Regions from separate parts of the Homo sapiens genome. Here region 2 is linked to region 1. A link is an interaction called in ENCODE POLR2A ChIA-PET data of the cell type or tissue named here. Cell type or tissue: OCI-LY7. All regions are shown on one strand. Each heading gives the region's core, and the rest is flanking DNA. Links, peaks and the distances in the headings are about the cores only.

What was found. Peaks named below come from ENCODE experiments on the same cell type or tissue, not always from the same donor. Only the 100,000 strongest peaks of a DNase experiment are listed, where the experiment ranks them.
Region 2: POLR2A ChIA-PET joins it to region 1 with 5 read pairs; 2 of 35 experiments call an interaction of 5 or more read pairs at or near these places.

What each region holds. Positions count from the first base shown.
Region 1 is chr7:139,937,035-139,941,417 of GRCh38, reverse strand. All of the region lies in intron 5 of TBXAS1 (thromboxane A synthase 1), which reads right to left. LOC105375532 (a long non-coding RNA gene) reads right to left here. Exons shown (of 2, transcript XR_928043.3): 1 at 1-4,383. Among named protein-coding and RNA genes, the nearest start is that of TBXAS1, 110 kb to the right of the region's middle. RefSeq lists an enhancer at 2,762-3,262. In OCI-LY7, for the core only: no CTCF peak of the experiment used is centred there; no DNase peak of the experiment used is centred there.
Region 2 is chr7:139,987,780-139,992,162 of GRCh38, reverse strand. The region is part of intron 9 of TBXAS1 (thromboxane A synthase 1); the gene reads right to left. Among named protein-coding and RNA genes, the nearest start is that of PARP12, 73 kb to the left of the region's middle. RefSeq lists enhancers at 2,731-3,248, 3,304-3,803, 3,804-4,305. In OCI-LY7, for the core only: no CTCF peak of the experiment used is centred there; DNase peaks (open chromatin) are centred at 1,692 and 2,152; H3K4me3 peaks cover 491 bases.

The DNA.
Region 1 (4,383 bases), core at 168-4,167:
ACAAATATGGCTTCATGATATGATGCTCATTTTAAAGCCATTTTCAAGCATTGTTGACTGAGGCAACCTAATATCCGCATAAACGAAGACAACGCCATCCAAAGCTTTTGAATATTGACCATACTTAAAGACACAGGTAGAGAGGGACTTAGGCTGCCAAGGTTCTAAAGGAGAAAGCCTCAGAATTCCAAGGGGAAACAAACTTTTATTTCAAGAATAAACTCTGATGTTTGATAACAAAAGTCCAAAGACTACTTACAAATTCAGAAAGGACTAGAGATGCTGGTATTTCAAAGCTATTTCCAGGAAAACTGACTCAGATACCCACAGCCGAGTATCTGTGGCTCAGAGTCTCTGAGCTATCTCCTAACACTGTGGCTCATTTCCCTCTTTGTGTCTGTGACTTTTTGTATGTGTATACGTATATGTGTATATATATTGGTGACTCTCTAAAGGAAAAGCCAGTTTGCTGTATCCTCTTATTTAATTTTTTCTTGATAGAATTATTTCCCTTTCATTTTTTTAGCTTAGTTTCATCATGTATCCTTAGGCAGAATAGGTAGAAAGCTTCTCGGTTCTTTGATTCTTCATACATCCATTCATTAATTGTTCCTGAATGTCTATTATGTACCTAGTGTGTGCAGTTAACCATAAAGAAAATAAGAAAAAAGCAAAAAGACTTTGTCCTCCTGAAGCATCCATCTAGCAGAAGGGGACATACAATAAACAGGTAAACAAAATGGAATGTTAGCTGGTGATAGTTCCACAGAGAAAAATAAAGCAGTGGAGGGTGGGGGTTCAGGGGCCAGGTCCTTCGAGCCTGGAGATGTAGTCGGTCTGAGGTGGTCAGAGAGGGGACCAACAGGAACACTCACTGTGCCGGGGCTTTCCACGCTGGCTCTCAGCAGAATCTTTCCAGGGAACTCGTGACATGCGAATTCTCAGTTACCCTTAGAAATTCTGACTATATAGATCTTGAGGTGGCTGAAATTATGTATTTTTAACAAGGGTCCTAGGTGATTCTCATGCAGCCCTTGGTCCCACAAGGTTTGAGAACCAGTGACTTAGAGAACAAAGGCAGCTGGGAGATTAAAGTTTGAGGAAGCATCCAGAAACCAGGAGGTTTTGGGGAGGAATATAGGACACTTCTCATTTTGTCCCCTCCACCCATCTTCCACAGCCCAGAAGCAGCCCCCCTGTCATTTCCTGCATCCTGTCTACACCATGGCTTAGAGCCTCAAACCCTCTGCTCTTCATATGCAAAGGGGAGCTGCTTTTGGAATTAGGAAAACTCTTTCCTCTCCTAATAAAGCTTGCTAACGTACAGTTCAAAATCAAGCAACTACTTCCTTGTTCTGGATGGCACCTACTGTCTTCCTCAGAGGCACCTTCAGGAGCACCCACTGGTGCCATTGATTCCGCGGGTGCGGGAAAATTACAGGGAACACGATCTATGGAGCATGAAACAGACATACATTGGTTTCACGTTTCAGAAATATTATCTTTGCTGTGCACTTTTTCGTCCTCGTGTTTCTTTCCATGTGAGCAGCATTTAACACCTCTGGCTGCTCCTTCCTCTTTGAAATGCTTTCCCCTTCCACATTCTGCTGGTTTCCATTTCAGGCTGTTCTTCCTGAGTCTTCTTTATAGGTTTCTCCTCCGCTCCTCCCTTAAATATGGTTCTCCCCAGAACCATATCTAACACATATGCTACACGTCTCTGTGTTTTGAAGACCATCTTTCTTCCCCCTCCCACCTGAGTGCCATCTGCACAGCCAACTTCTTCTTGAAGGGTCTCCTTAGGGGCCTTCCAGTAAACTTCAACTCGCCAGGTCTAAAATCCCCAGAGGTGGGGAAAAAGTTAACTTCTCCTGCCTCTGGGATGGAATCCTTTCAAACGCAAACCCAAGAACCTAAATTGAACTATATGGAGTAGAAAAAAATGCCTTTCAAGGGAATTTCAAGGTTATTGATAGTGTATGGTAAATAATGGGCTCTATGAAATCTCTCTCTACCTCTTGGCTTTTTTTTTTTTTTTTTTTTTTTTGAGATGGAGTCTGGAGTCTTACTCTGTCACCAAGGCTAGAGTGCAGTGGTATGATCTTGGCTTACTGCAACCTCTGCCTCCTGGATTCAAGCGATTCTCCTGCCTCAGGGTCCTGAGTAGCTGGGGTTACAGGTGCCTGCCACCACACTGGCTACTTTTTGTATTCTTAGTAGAGACAGGGTTTCACCATGTTGATCAAGCTGGTCTTGAACTCCTGACCTCAGGTGATCCACCCGCTTCGGCCTCCCAAAGTGCTGGGATTACAGGCGTGAGCCACCTTGCCTGGCTTCTCTTGGCATCTTAATGCCGTGGACATATTGAGGAACTCTATTTTCTGCAATTAATTCAGGCACTATGCATTTGATTTCTGGACTAGAGGGAGAAGACTGGACTCCAGGAGCACTGGATTTGCTTGGGAAACGACAATGTGTCACTTTCTGGAGTATCCCCTGTAAGGGGTTAAAGGAATCTAGACCATGATAAAATTCCTTATCAAAGAATCATAGCCCAGGACTGCTAAACCTTATTTTCCTTTCCTTGCTTCCTTTTCTTCTTTCTCTTTTCTTCTTTTCTCAGATACTCTTTACCAATTTCTTTTTCACACATGAGGTTCTTTCTACTTCTATAGTGCCATGAAGCCATTGCTTTTGAATACAGACATATACGCTAGTGATGCCAGCCCTAGGCTCACCTACCTCTCCTCTCTTCCCCCGGTCTTCTCTTGGCTGACTCAACCTTTTAGTGGCTGGATGTGATAAAGGGGCACACTCCAGGCAGCTAGTCTACATGGTTTAGAGCAGTGGTTTCTAGCTTTAAGATGCAGGCCCTTCCTTCACATTCTCCTGTGAATCCTCAATAGATAACAGAGATCAATGTGAGCAGGGCTAATTGTTGCAGTGGAAGCAGGTGCCCCTTTCCTCTCATGTCCTTGTGGGGAACTTCTACTGGTGGTGGTTCCCAATACTGGCTTTACGTGACAATCACCTGGGGAGCCTGAAAAAAATATCCTCAAACCCAGGCTGCATCCCAAAGCAAACCAAGCGAATGAGAATTTCTAGGTGTGGGACCCAGGCAGCAACAGTTTTCAAAGCCCCCCAAGTGATCCCGGTGGGCCCCACTGGCCAACCGCTGCATCTAAGTCACTCTCCATCTCCTGCTGTCTACACTGTATCAGACCCAGTCTTGGAGGAAGGAATTGAGCACATGTGGGCCGCGGGCCAGCCCCGATGGCATCTGCCACCCCCCTGCAATTGTCCCATTCTGGGTGAAGTATTAGCATAGCAAGCCCATGTGATCAGATGGGGACTCTATTTTTCAAACAGCTTTACCAGTAAGATAAGAGAAAATTTTATTTCCTTTGCCTAAAACCTCTTTCCATACCTCAGTTGGTTCCAAACTTAGGCAGAAAATAGAGAAGTTTTGCTTCTGACCCTCCCCCACCCCCCAGCTTTCCACCGAGGCCCCATTTGCTACACTTCCCCTTCCTGCATCCTCCAGACAGCCCCTGGCACAGTCCTACGTGGCCTCCGAGCACCACTGGAAAATCACATGGAGGTAGCAAGCAGTCAGGCAGAGAGGTGAAGAGCGCTCCGGAGCTGGATTCTGATTTTGGCTCTGCTGCTTACTAGCTATGAGACTTGGAGCACGCTACTTAATCTCTCCGTGCCTAGTTTCCTCCTCTGTAAAATGGGATGGTAATAATAAGGATGATGGTATTTATCTCGCAGGAATGTGGTGAAGAGGCAGTGTGTTAGTCTAAACAGGCAACCCTTGGTACCTGACTCTGAGCTGTGTGAGTGTGAGCAGGTGCTGCATACAGAGACAGGCTCTGCCCCCAAACACCAACAGCTACCCATGGAAATGCAAATCAAAACCTCATAAAAATGGGGGGATCACTAGCTTCTGAGTGAGTTTAATTGGATATAATGAGGTGTGGAACCCCCTCCTCTTCTGGGGGACTTCAGAAGATTTATAGGAATTCAATCAGGACCATATGGATGAGCATCTTGAGCTTAAGCTAAAAGTAGCTTTCATTTTTATTGAACTGAAGACAGGCTACTCTGGAACATCCAGACAGGGTGGATGGCAGAAGCCCAGGGCACTCAAGCCAAGCTTTGGAAGCTCCCTTGCTCTAGAGATGCCTGTGTACCTGAGACTGGAACTAAAGAAGCCCCTTAGCCCCTTCACATCATAAGGGCTCAAGTTCTCTCTCCCTTGTGGTTGCACAATTCAGAACAGCAAACACCAAAGCCAGACCAGCAATTGAGGGGGCTGTCAGGCTTAGATACAAAACACAGCAGTCAGGATCTGTTGTGTGAGAAATTGGTCTGGAGGCT
Region 2 (4,383 bases), core at 108-4,107, 51 kb before region 1:
GCTGCCAGCTGGCCTGCAGGTGGTCCCCACCAAGCCTCTCAAGGGAGAACTGGCAGATCATACCCCCTTGTGCCATATTGCTAGAGCGGACAGGGAGGGCTTGCCTCCCTTGGCTGGGCGTTGGGGGAGAGAAAGGCCATTCCATGCCATCCTTCTTCCCATATGAGGGATTCCCACGAGGCTCCCCTGCAAGTGAGACCCATACTCCATCTCTCAGGGAATGGGAAGGGTCTCCCCTCGAGCTCTGGTGCCTAGGCTGGGGGCCAAGTGCTCCCAGCTAAAGTCCCTCTTGCCCCACCTGCTAGAGAGCTGCCCGTGCTCTCCGGGGCTTCAGTCCAGTCCTGACTCTGTGCCCAGTTTTTGTTACCCTTTTTTGGTTTTCTTATCTCTGCTATGGGGCTGCTCTTCTAATGTGGGACAAAACCCCAAAAGGGTGATTATGGCCCTATGAGGCCAAGTCACCACTCCCCATCTTCCATGTAAAACGATTCTCTGTTTATGTGTTTCTATGTCTTTATGCTTTTATTTTATTGATTGATAGATTTTTTGAGAAATCAACACTGACTCTTTCTAATAAGAATTTCATCTGTTCTGCAAGGGTCCCCTTAGCAGCCTGCGTGCCTCCCTTGATGTTCATAAATGACCTCTCCCTTAACCTTGACAGTCATTCCATTGGGCCTGTGTCACCTGCTGCCTGCTGTCTGCTGTGTACAGAGCATTGTTCTGGGGTGGGGTGGAGACGGGTGATGCACAGTCCCTGGGGGTGGAGAAGCCAGGAGGACACTGGTGGTGACAGGGAAGTGTGGGCACCGTGGCAACATAGGGGGGCAACATATGGGGGCATCGTGGGGGTCACGGACCTGCATGGGGTAGGGATGGGAGGGATCAGAAAGACTTTCTGGAGAAGGTGAGGCTTATGCTGAAGCAATTTTCAAAAAGCATTTGTGTTCTTTCACACAGAAACAATAAACGCACTTAAACAAGGTTTTGGAACAAAATCGAAACGAGTTCCATCACAGCCGTGCCATTTAGTGCCGTTTTATTGGAGCGCACGCTCTCTGTGGTTTCTGCTTCTGCGTCGTTCCAGCCACGTTTCAGCCCATAGATCGTGGCAGTGGCACGTGTTAATTGCGGCAATTTGTTTTGGCCATGGATCTTAAGGAATCATTTGTTTCTTTTGTCTTCGTGTCTCTGCTCCTGCAATGTCCTGCTGCCTCTGTGCCCCCGTGCCTGCACCGTCGGGAGGCTTCTCCAAGGGGGTTAGCCTGAAGGTGGGGACACACTGGACTGGAGTCCCTCCAGGTGTCACAGGTGACTCTGCCACAGGAGGGAAGTCCTGAGGGGTGGGGCCAGCTGGTTGGAGGGGTTTTTGCAGGATCGTAGGCCCAGGCAGCCAGGGGTAGAGGTCAAGTTCACAATCATGGACTGGGCAACCAGATGAGAGTGGTAGTGGGGGCAGGGAGAGCACAGTGCCGGGGGTGGGGAGGGTGGCAGCAAAGAAGCCACCAGAGCGGCCCCGAGAGGGGGCACAGCTGAGCTGGACCCTGCGGGCTCCAGGACAAGAGGTCTCAGGGGTCAGAACCAGGGGTAGTAGATGACTGCCCAGCAGAGATGAGGAGGCTGGGGTCCCTGGAGGACAGGAGGGTTCCCGTGCCCCCAGACAGGAAACAGGTGCTCGAGGCTGGCTGGCTCTGGGCGTGGCCAAGTCAAAGCTGGATCCCTGAACTCCACACTCCTGAGGCTGCCCCTTCCGCCAGGAGACACAGGTAGCTGCAGTAGTCATGCTGGAATGAATCTGCTGCCCTTCAATACCAGGCCCTGTGCAAGCTTAGGAAGGAGGAATGCTGCGCTGGGGCGAATGCGCCCTCACGTCCCCTGGATGCCAGCCACCACCGCCAGCTGTGCTCACACTTTCAGATGGCCTCGGGGTCTCCCTTCAGAGCCAAGGCCCTGAGTGAGGGGCAGGGAGGTGTGGGTATAAGATGAGGACTAGGGAGGGGAGGCCTGGCCTGGGGGAGGAGAGGAGAACAGAAGCAATGGGCCATTTATGAGAAGAGGGCAGGCACCAGGTGAGTTTCACTTGTGTCATTTCATTGAGTTTTATTTTACAGACAGGAAAACTGAGGCTCAGAAGGGTGTGTGCTTAAGGCCGGCGGGCAGGCCTGTGGTGTTTTGCATAAGGAGGAGCTCACAGTGTTAAGGGAGTGAAAAGCCAAGTCGGCTTGATTCTAAAACCCATGACAATGATGAGCAAAGATGGGCAGGACACAAATAATTGTCTCTTCCTTATAAGGCAGGACAGGCAGGGACTCACTCAGCACCCTGATTGCTATAGGACCATGGCATCGGAGTGACCAAGGGAACAATCAAAGGTAGAAGCCAGATAGGCAGGGCATCCACCAAGCTAGGAATGCAGAGATGGGCCCGCATGGGGCCAGAGATCTCAGGAACAGGAAGGATCTGCGTAGGCCACGGAGGACAGGACTATGTGTCTTCAGTATTCTAAACCCGGGCCAGGGAGATGGGGAGGATGCTGTGAGGTCTCTTCCCAGCTCAACTGGGTGAAGCCCCTGCAAAGACCACAGGGGTCCTCCCTGTGTCTTGGGCAAAGTGAACAAGGTAGATTGCTCTGGCTAGTGAGGGCAAAGCGGTGGGGCAGCCCCTTGGGAAGGAGGAGGAAGCCATGTGGGAGCTCTGCAGCCACGCTCACGATGTCGTTAGACATGGGGAGTTTCAGCCTTGTTGTTTTCCTTAGGCTTGGCCCTTCAGCCCTCTCTGAGCCTCTGTGGAGCTGTCTGGCACTGGGCCCACGGAAGTGGCCATGACCCTTGCCTGTCTTTGCAGTCTGATTTGGGGGTAGCAGCTCCCCAACCTAGCTTGCTTACCCCTCTTCTCTGACTCCCTCTGATGCTGACTTCTTCTCAAAGAGCAGTCGCTCAAAAACTGTCCCCAGGCCAATGAGGGCAACCCCTGAGGGTCTTGGCCAGACCCATGGGTCTCTTTGGAAAGTTTCTGGAAAAGAGCTCAGTGCCCACGTGTTGTTGATTTCTGCTATGGGCAGGGCAGGAGCGGGAGGAAGAACACCGGGAGGATCTTCTAAAGGTTTGCTAACCCTGCAATGCGCTGCCTCCCTCCTTAGAGATCACGGAGAGCTCTCCCTCAGCCCACTTCGGGAGTTGCCCTGCCCGGGCACAGACAGCTGGGTGAACCTGCCTCTCCCCTCACACACCAGACCAGCTGGGACTACCTACCAATGGCCCATCGCACAGCACCCTGAGCAAGAGTGTTCCTGCTCCCGCCACACGGGATGCCTGCTCCTTGTCCTCGACTGTGCCTTTTGCCCTCTGGCCTGGACTACAGATTTTCAAGTGGCTGGCTGGGGTCTGGAGTTGATTGGAGGTGTGGTGGGACCACTGGGGCAGACTACTTTGTAAACCAAGACCAAGAAAGTGCTGTATGTGTCCCGGGCATCCATGCAAGCTGGGCTGATGGTCAAAGGAGGCTTTGGAGGGGCCAGGCAGCTGAGGCAAGCAGAAGTACCCCATCCTGCAGCGTGGAAAGGTAGGAAGGAGAAGCCGGAGGGGAGTAGGGAAGAGAAACAGCCCTCAGGGTTCTGGGCAGGACCACGGCAGAAGTCAAGATGCAGAAGCAAGGAGCTGGGGGCTGGTCAAGGTGAACACAAAGGGAGCTGGTAGGCCAAGGAGCTTCACTGTGTCATTAGATGATGATGCAAACCCAAATGTCCATGGGGCCAGGTGGGACCATGACTGTGAGTCTGTGGTCAGAACAGCGCAAGTGTGATGGGTAAGGGCCACTGCATCTGGGCCTTGACGGGGCAGGTGGAGGCGCTCGGGCTAAGCTGGAGCCACGTGCTTGGCAGGTGACTGCCAGAGGTGATGGCCTCAGGGTGGCCTGAGCTTCCGTTGTCTTCAAGAAAAGCTGGTACCTAGATTTTTGCGGAATTCCCCTGAGTTTAAAAGTTTGGCAATTAATTCAAATGTAGTAAGCAAGCTAAAACCTCTGCAGCTGTGCTCAGCTTGTGGGCTGCCTCTTTCTGACCCTGTCCCCTGGCGTCCTGCTGGGACAGGCCTCTTTGGGCTGGACTGCAATGTCTGCCCACTTTGGCCCAGTCCATAGGATGCTGTGATTGTTTTTCTAATGAGCTAAGAAAAGAAGGACCTTTCCCAAAACTTATACTAATAACACTAGGTACTGGTGGAGTTCCGTTCTTTTGTGGAACTGGTGATCTGCATGGTGGTGCTACTGCCCCCTAGGGCCTGGGAGGTTCCCGTGGCCCCCAAAGTCTTTTGGGCCCCCAGATTACTTAGTGTCCCAATGTGGTTTTTCAAAAAGTAAATTAAAAATAGGGCAGCCATAATACAG